Linked DNA regions of Homo sapiens: region 1 is linked to region 2. The links are chromatin contacts, found by Hi-C or POLR2A ChIA-PET in ENCODE. All regions are on one chromosome and are shown on one strand. The core of a region is the stretch at or near the end of the contact, and the rest is flanking DNA. Distances in the headings are between cores, read along the strand shown. Region 1 overlaps MCAT (malonyl-CoA-acyl carrier protein transacylase). Region 2 overlaps ARFGAP3 (ARF GTPase activating protein 3).

The links. A loop is a pair of places that touch in the nucleus more often than their neighbours do. ChIA-PET counts read pairs that join two places held with the same protein, here RNA polymerase II (POLR2A). Pooled maps may share reads with other maps.
Region 1: a pooled map shows a loop between it and region 2 (2.2-fold over the local background). The contact joins two enhancer-like sites. A Hi-C loop is called at or near these places in 2 of 50 pooled maps. POLR2A ChIA-PET finds 5 or more read pairs at or near these places in 2 of 52 experiments (T-cell and activated B cell).

What each region holds. Positions count from the first base shown.
Region 1 is chr22:43,133,290-43,137,898 of GRCh38, reverse strand. It overlaps MCAT (malonyl-CoA-acyl carrier protein transacylase), which reads left to right. Exons shown (of 4, transcript NM_173467.5): 3 at 601-818; 4 at 4,413-4,609. Among named protein-coding and RNA genes, the nearest start is that of MCAT, 7.8 kb to the left of the region's middle. RefSeq lists an enhancer at 291-460. Within about 2 kb of position 1,414, at least 7 of the 41 ENCODE cell types and tissues checked have a DNase peak (open chromatin) inside an H3K27ac peak, as active enhancers do.
Region 2 is chr22:42,818,518-42,823,104 of GRCh38, reverse strand. ARFGAP3 (ARF GTPase activating protein 3) reads left to right here. Exons shown (of 16, transcript NM_014570.5): 9 at 696-835. Among named protein-coding and RNA genes, the nearest start is that of ARFGAP3, 36 kb to the left of the region's middle. Within about 2 kb of position 2,949, at least 3 of the 41 ENCODE cell types and tissues checked have a DNase peak (open chromatin) inside an H3K27ac peak, as active enhancers do.

The sequences.
Region 1 (4,609 bases), core at 165-2,664, 320 kb before region 2:
AACAGCCCAGGCAGATTAGATATTATTATCCTCATTTTACTAACTAAAAATTTGAACCTCAAGGAGGTTGTGACTTGGCTAAGGCAATGTGGCTTCCACCCTGTTCCTCTTTACCTTTTACCAGGGTTTCTCAATAGTGGCACTATTTAAAAAAAAAAAAAAACAGTGGCGCTATTGGGCCAGGTCATTTGTTTTGTTGGGGGCAAGGGGGGCTGACCTGTGCAGTGCAGCATGTTGAGCAGCATCCCTGGACTCTACCCACTAGACGTCAGTGGCACTCTCCCCTAGTCAGAACAACCGGAAAACGTCTCCGGACACTGCCCCCGGCCTGTTGAGCACCACTGTCCTACTCCAAACCAGCTTTATAGCAGGAAGCTCCTTGGGTTAGTTTGTATAGTGCCAAGCACAGCAGCATACTTTTGGTGGTGAGCGCTTGTGCAGTCGATGGAGGTGTGTGGAACTGTGGCCCTGCTGGCTGGTGGCAGACACCAGTGCCCCTGTCTCTAGTGCAGAGTGGAGCTTGGGCTTTGTTTCTCAGGCCTGGCCTTTTCTCCTTCATTCTGTGCCCTCATTTTTCCAAATGCGCTTCTCTCTGGCCAGGTTTGTATGCAGTGAAAATCCGAGCTGAGGCCATGCAGGAAGCTTCAGAAGCTGTCCCCAGTGGGATGCTGTCTGTCCTCGGCCAGCCTCAGTCCAAGTTCAACTTCGCCTGTTTGGAAGCCCGGGAACACTGCAAGTCTTTAGGCATAGAGAACCCCGTATGTGAAGTGTCCAACTACCTCTTTCCAGATTGCAGGGTGATTTCAGGACACCAAGAGGTGGGTGTTGATGGGAACTGCCTTCATAGGCCAGTCCAGTACGGAGGGTTGGAACTGCTCCACACCCGTGAGGCCTAGCAGTCTGGCGGGTGCTGGGTCCAGCCCGGTCTTTAGGAAGTATTTTGGGGCCAGGGCAGTGAGGTAGACCGAGTGCTGCAAAGCAGGCAGGAGCAAGAATGCTGCCCTGCTCCACCACGTGTAGAATGGGGTCTGGAACCAACCAGCCAGCCCATGTCTAAAGTAAAGGGGCAGGGCCAGCTGATCTCCAGGGCCCTTCCCGTAGTACATTCTGGGCTTCTGAGGAGCCTGTGATCTGGTTGCTTCCTTAGAGAAAAGAGATTTGTTTTCTGCTAGATTGCTCTGCCTGCCCTGCTTTTTTTAGGTGTCTGTTTTTGCCCTGGAGTTCATTTCCTTTCCACCGTATTTCCTTCCATTTGCTACTTCCCCAAACATTTATCAAGGGCTGGGGACGCACAGACTGATTAGCCAGGGTTCCTGCCGTCAAAGGAAGAGCCCCGTGAATGGATGACTCCAGGCCGAGGGGTGCAGTGAGGGTCTGGCTGGCTACTCATGGGCCTAAGAGCAACCCAGGAGGCAGCAGCTGGAGGACGGGCATGTGTTTGCCAGCAGGGGGCACCCTGAGCAGAGCGGCAGGAGCCCCCTACAGAAAGAGCAGTGGGTGCTGAGTGCCTGGCTCAGGGAATGCTGAGTGAGCGCAGATTGCAGCCCGTGTGAGGGGCTGCTGCCCGGGCCAGGCATTTCTGTCTTACTTCATGTCCCTCACAGCCCATCCTGTGCTATATGGAAGGAAGGGATTCTTTTTTTGTTTGTTTGTTTGAGACAGGGTCTCACTGTGTTGCCTAGGCTGGAGTATGGTGGCACCATCACGGCTCACTGCAGCCTGGACCTCCTGGGCTCAAGTGTTCCTCCTACCTTAGCCTCCTGAGTGGCTTGGATTACAGACACGGGCAACCACACCTGGCTAACTTTTGTATTTTTTTGTAGAGACGGGGTTTCACCGTGTTGCCCAAGCTGGTCTTGAACTACTGGGCTCAAGGGATCCCCCCACCTCAGCCTCCCAAGTAGCTGGGACTACAGACACAGGCCACCACACCCAGCTAAAGGAAGGGATTCTTAATCACATTTTCCACACAAGGATGCTGAGGCAGAGAGAGGCAAGTGCTTGGGGATAGTAGAGGCAGAATGGGAACCTGAGTCTGTCTCACTCTGGAGTCTGTTTCCGCCACTTGACCGTGCTTGGCTCCCCTTCCCCTTTGAGGGCTCACCGTGTGCCAGGCGTCCTCAACTGCCTCCTCTGAAGTAGTGAGAGCTGGCAGGAGCCTCTTATGACTGTTCTGAGATGGTGGGCAGGTCAGGTATGGTGGCCCCAGGTCAGTCTTGGAGCTAGTTAGGCGTTCCCTTTACCAGCCTTGGAAGGAAGCCCAGAAGTGGCTCAGGAAGGACTTCCCAGTCAGGGCAGGAGTCTCCCCAGTAGGCTCCCAGACAGGTGCACCCAGTCTAGGTGACAACTCCTAGGTTCATCCTTTTGATTTTTTTTTTTTTTTTTTTTGTTTTTTGAGACAATGTCTTACTCTGTCATCCAGGCTGGAGTGCAGTGGCACGATCTTGGCTCACTGCAACCTCCACCTCCTGGGTTCAAGTGATTCTCCTGCCTTAGCCTCCCAAGTAGCTGGGACTACAGGTGCATGCCACCACACCCAGCTAATTTTTTGTATTTTTATTAGAGACGGGGTTTTACCATGTTGGTCAGGCTGGTCTTGAACCCCTGACCTCAGGTGATCTGCCCACCTCGGCCTCCCAAAGTGCTGGGATTATAGGTGTGAGCCACTGTGCCCAGCTTCCCTTTGGTATTCTTGGTAGTGCCACAGCAAAGAGCTCAGGTGAGGGCAGGGGTACCCCCTCAGGGGGGAAGCCCCTTTCCAACAACTGATGTGAAAAGGCTCCTGGGCCCTGCTCGCCCAATGCCTGGGCCAAGGACTGGCCATTGGAGAGGAGACTGCTGGCCCCTGTGATGGTGACCTTGAGCCCTGTGGCCCTAGCCTGGGACTTGAGAGGGCTCAGCTGTTGAGCCAGAGTCCAGAGATCTTACACGGAAAGCACTTTGAGACCACAGATGCTCCAGGAAGTGCTACTGAGTAGCCATCCCCATACCTGCCAGTCACTCAGACAATCTAGGTGTGGAGGGAGGGGCTTGGGCTCCAGAGTCTGGAAGGCCCAGACCAAAGAGGCTCCTGGTTCCTGCGGTCCAGCCTCAGTGGGATGGAGCCACATGGAGGGTGATGGTGGAGGGGAAGCACGGGTGAGTCAGTACAGGCCAGGTTTTGTTGCAGTGACAAGTAGCCCACACCTCAGTGGTCACAGCACACAAGCACCGGTCCCACTCCTGGTCTGTGCTCGCCAGGCTGGGTTCTGCTTTTCAGCCCAGGACTCAGGCAACAGGAACAGTCTCTAGGGAACACTGACAGACTAAAGCAGGTGGATGACTTGAGGCCAGGAGTTCAAGACCAGCCTGACCAACATGGTGAAACCCCATCTCTACTAAAACTTAGCCAGGCGTGGTGGTACATGCTTATAGTCCCAGCTACTCGGGAGGCTGAGGCAGGAGCATTGCTTGAACCTGCGAGGTGGAGGTTGCAGTGAGCCAAGATCGCACCTTTGCACTCCAGCCTGGGTGACAGAACAAGACTTCATCTCAAAAAATAATAAAGACCTTTGCAAGTTCTGTTGCTTGCTCACTGTTGCAAGGGTTTTGGAGCTATTGGCTCGCCCGAGGCCCCTTCTGAGCTCAAATGCCTTCAGGGGAGGTTTTTGGCATCAAGAGGAGAGCTCTTTCCTTCTCCAGAGAAACCTCAGATGAAAGTGACAATATCCTAGACCCTGCATTGTGAAATGGGGCTTGAATTTTAGTTCTGAATTTTTATTTTGAAGATTATGGAATAAAAAGCAAACAGACTGGTCAAAAATTATGAAAGGAGTGATAGAATTCTCATTGAGATCCGGGTGCGGCGGCTCATGCCTGTAATCCCAGCACTTTGGGAGGCCGAAGAGGGTGGATCACGAGGTCTGGAGATCAGCTAATACAAAAAATTAGCCGGGCGTGGTGGCGGGCGCCTGTAGTCCCAGCTACTTGGGAGGCTGAGGCAGGAGAATGGTGTGAACCTGGGAGGCGGAGCTTGCAGTGAGCCAAGATTGTGCCACTGCACTCCAGCCTGGGCCACAGAGCGAGACACCGTCTCAAAAAAAAAAAAAAAAGAATTCTCATTGAGAACTAACACTTCTTAGATAGTGCGTTTTCCTCTACCAGACACTGTTGCATGCCTTGTAGGGTTTGCTCTTCCTGGCAGCGTTGTGAAGTAGATGGAACTGTGCTTATTTGAAGGCTGGGACAGAAGAGATTCCAGGATGTTAAGTGAATTGCCTGGGGATGGTGCTGGGACAGACAGGTCACATGTCCACATCTAGCAGCTGTGGGTCTCTTTGTGGTCACCCTCCCAGTTTGGCCCTGTGAATGGTCAGATCTGTAAAGGCGGATTTCTGGGACATTGCTCGGCTGAAACCTCCTTCCTTCCCCAGGCTCTACGGTTTCTCCAGAAGAATTCCTCTAAGTTTCATTTCAGACGCACCAGGATGTTGCCGGTTAGTGGCGCATTCCACACCCGCCTCATGGAGCCAGCCGTGGAGCCCCTGACGCAAGCTTTAAAGGCAGTCGACATTAAGAAGCCTCTGGTTTCTGTCTACTCCAACGTCCACGCGCATAGATACAGGCATCC
Region 2 (4,587 bases), core at 1,700-4,199:
GGCGTAGTGACTCACGCCTGTAATCCCAGCACTTTGGGAGGCCGAGGCAGGTGGATCACTTGAGCCCCGGAGTTCAAGACCAGCCTGGGCAAAATGGTGAAATCCCATCTCTTCAAAAAATACAAAAAGTAGCCGGATTTGGTGGCCCGTGCCTGTAGTCCCAGCTACTCGGGATACTAAGGTGGGAGGATCGCTTTACCCCAGGAGGCAGAGGTTGCAGTGAGCTGAGATTGTGCCACTGTACTCCAGCTTGGTCAACAGCATGAGAGCCTGTCTCAAAAAAAGTAAAAAAAAATAAAAAGTAAGAATACAACAGTAAAAACAATACAAATAAAAACACAGAATTAGTAACTATTTTCATAGCATTTACATTATTTAGGCATAATAAGTAATCTAGAGATGATTGAAAGTATACTGGAGGCTACACGTGGGTTAAATGCAGATACTACGCCCTTTTACGTAAGGGACTTGATCATCGCAGATTTTGTTATCCACAGGGTCGTGAAACCAATTCCCCCATGCTGAGGGACTCCTGGAATAATACTAACTTCACAGAGTTCTGAGGACTAAGCCACAGAACAAATGTAGAGTGCTTGTCACAGTGCCTGGCAGGTCCTAACCCTTAGGAAATGTTAGCTGTAGTCACAGAAGCTTTCAAACAGCTCGTGTAGACTATAGTCTTATATATGTTCTAGCTTGGGGCCAAAAAAGGAAGTTTGGGAGCTCAGAAACTGGCAAACACATGCTTTAATGAAATTGAAAAACAAGCTCAAGCTGCGGATAAAATGAAGGAGCAGGAAGACCTGGCCAAGGTGGTATCTAAAGAAGAATCAATGTAAGTTTAATTTCATTATATTAATACATTTTCAGGGAATAAAACTATTAACTCAAGATTTTGCTTTCCAAATGCCATGTATTTTTGTGTGGGGGGGGAAGGGAGGGTACTGCAAAATTCAGTTTTATGAAAACTGATATTGCATTGGCATGTGGATTGGAAGGGAAAGAGACGATGGGGGCAGCAACACTCTGCTGAGGCTGTAAGGGCAAGACTGGAGTGACATCAGTGAGAAGGGAAAGACAGAGATGCATGGAGGTGTTTACACATGAAACATGCTTCACATTATTAGAGTTGGGGAAATGCAAATCAAGGCCACAATAAGATACCACTGTGTACTCTCTAGGGAAGCTATAATAAAAAAATCAGTAACAGGTGTTGGCTAGGATGTGGAGAAATTTGAACCCTTGTACATTGCTGATGGCAATGTGAAATGGTGCCACTGTTGTGAAAAACAGTTTGGCAGTCCTTCAGAAAGTTAAATGTAAAGTTTCCATGTGACCCAGCAAATCTACTCCTAAGTATATACTCAAGAGAAATTAAAACTTACATCTGTGCAACCACACACAAACTCGTGCATGAATGTTCATAGTGGCGTTAATCCTAATAGCCAAAAAGTAGAAATAAGCTAAATGTCTACCAACTGATAAATGAGAAAGAAAATGTGGTATGTCCATACAATGGACTATTACTCAGCCACAAAAAGGAATGTAGTCCTGATATTGGCCACAACATGGATAAACCTTGAAAAGTTTATGCTAAGAAAGAAGCCAGTCATAAAAGATCACATGATATGATTCTGTCTATATGCAATGTCCAGAATAGGCAAATCCGTAGAGACAGAAAGCAACTTACTGGTTGCCAGGGCCTGGGGTGAGGAGAGAATGGAGAGTGGCTGCTAATGGTCCAGGCCTGCTTTTTGGACTGCTGAAAGTGTTCTGGAGTTAGTGGTGATGATGGCACAGCTTTGTGAATGTGCTGAAACCACTGAATCATGCACTTTAACAGGGTGAGTTTTACGGTATGTGAATTATATCTGCATAATGAAAAAAGTATTTATAATCTGAAGCCCTGTTGGACTCTGTGACTAAATTCTAAATACATGATGGAAGACTATGGCTCTGGTCGTGTCTCCAGAGGTTCTGAGCCTGGATCTTGGAGAGGGAGAAGGAAGAGTTTCAGAGAATGAAGAAGGTGGAATGATCGTGTGTGTCGGGGGCCTGCCTGAAGTGGAGGAGTTGGAACGATAATGTGGAGCACCTTAAAGTCAGGCTGTGGTTGTCCACTTACCCAAGAGAAACAGCTCCTTCAGCAGTGCTGTCATGAAGGGGCGTCTCGGGAGAATGAGTTCGGTAGTGATACCCAGGCCAGGAAGAGGGGAGGAGACTGGAAGCCAGGAGGCCAGTGAAGAGATCGGTTTTCCGTAGACTTTTGTAAGGCTCTTGAGAGGTTTTCATTTGTGTTGAAATCAGAAGAGAAAGATGGCCTTCTGGAAACCGTGACTGTACCAAAGATCAGGAGAGAAGGGCGGAGGGTGCATGCTACACAGAAAGGAAAAGTAACCTGGATCCCTATTTTTTATGTGTGTGTTTTTTAATGGTGTTTTCTCTTACTTTCATGTGTATTTTATCTGTTTTAGCTTGAGTTACTATAGACTGTATGATGAAGAAAATAACACCTATTTTATGAGGTGGTTTTAAGGATTAGTTTAATAGCTTAAATGCTCATTGAAGTGCATCAAACAGTACCTGGCACATAGTAGGTGCTCAGTAAATGCAACTACTTTTCGTACTGTCTTACTGTTCATACTGACGGTTCGCTAAGATGGAGTTTATAAGGTAAACCCAAATAATTTGAAGTTGATAGTTGTTTCTCCTTGTCATTTAATTCACAGAACATAGGGGGCAGCACTGAACTGTATTTAGGTCGAATATGGTTTGAAATGCTTTGTGTACAAAAATTTACGTTGACTTGTCACAGACTTTAATTTCTCTTACTAAGCTAAGTTTTTGACCCTGGCAAAGGGAAAGGTTAGATTTGAGTGTTTCGATGGCTTCTCTTGGTATTTGGGAGTAGGCTCTGTCCAGATTACTCATGCTTGAGGTTTTCCCAGAGCGTGTGTAAAATCGGGCCCTGATCAGCTTCCTTCCTGCAAGTAAGCTGGATGGAGAAGCTGCAGGTAAGCTGGATGGAGTGAAGTCTGGTTGTTACTTCTAATATTAACATGCTAATCTTCCTGAAAACAGGAAGCAACAACCAGACTTCACTTGTATCTTTCATTAGGAGTGTTTAATACATCACAAAAACAAAGATGCAGATCGGAAGATTTATGAATTTGATTTGAGAAGCCAGTTTGGCAACTTTCATGGCCTTGTTCAGAACAACCACACCACTGTGCCTTAATGACCACCACTGCCACTCAAACCCGTAGAAAGTACAGGTGTTTTATCCTTAATACATGAGTGTTATGTTGCAAGTTAGTTTGTTTAATGGCTGTAAATAAAGTTATTTCGGCTCAGTAAACTGTCAGAACAGTGTTGTTCTTGTACTGTCAGAGTGTGAAACTAAACAGCCCATGCAGCATCCTGGTCTCCTTCTAGCAGTTTCCCAGCCCGTCCTCAGAGGCTCTCTGTGTGCCCACTTGGTAGGAAGGAAGGAAGAGGCAGAGCTGCCTTGAGCTGCTCCGCTTGTTTGATCTGTGTCCTGCAGTCCTCCCTTGAGCCAGTACCCGTAAGCACTCCTGAAGTTCTGAGAAACGCGGTGTTCTGACTTCTTAACTGTTGGTGCTTCCAGAGAGATGTTCTCGTAAGCATCAAAGTGCATGCTTTTAGTGAGTGACCCAGTCCATGTCAGATTACCTAGGAAGGAAAACTTTTCCATCTCTTATCTTTCTAATAGAACCTTTTCATCCCCATGCATCTTCTCCAGAAGAATCTGTTGCTGTAATTATATGTATTCATGATTTTAAACAGAGCTATTGTTTTCCTCCAAAAGAAAAAGTAGTATTTATTTGTTAAGGAATAAAATAGCCATAACCTGTTCTGTAGGAAGAGTAAGGAAAACAAACTGCCATGTGAAAACCAAAGAAATCTTGCTTGACTCATTAAAGAAAAGAAACAGCAAAAGCAAGATTACTTTTTCCTAATAAGAAATTCTGCACCGGGCGCGGTGGCTCATGCCTGTAATCCCAGGACTCTTTGAGGCAGAGGCAGGCAGATCGCCTGAGGTCAGGAGTTCGAGACCAGCCTGGCCAACATGGTGAAACCTCGTCTCTACTAAAAATAGAAAAATTAGCTGGATATGGTGGCAGGTGCCTGTAATCCCAGCTACTCGGGAGGCTGAGGCAGGAGAATTGCTTGAACCTCGTGGGTGGAGGTTGCAGTGAGCCAAGATTGCACCACTGCACTCCAGCCTGGGCGACAGAGCAAGACTCCATTTCAAAAAACAGAAAGAAATTCTGTTGTCTTTCCCTATTACTATGCAGAAATTTATTTATATTACTAGGAATTTATACAATGCCTCTTTTGCCAGGAATTCATGGTATTTTACATGTTTTTATAAAGTGGATGATAACTTAGAAATCCTTGTAAGTTAGATAGATCATTTTTCAGGGCCCTGAAATGTTGTGCTGTCTCACTAAAATATGATGCAAACTGCTATTCTTGCTATATAGGCATAGTTTTCTTTATGAAAAATTAAGTCATTATTGCATTTTTAGAAATCTGAGAGCAAGGACAATGTTTTGTACACCT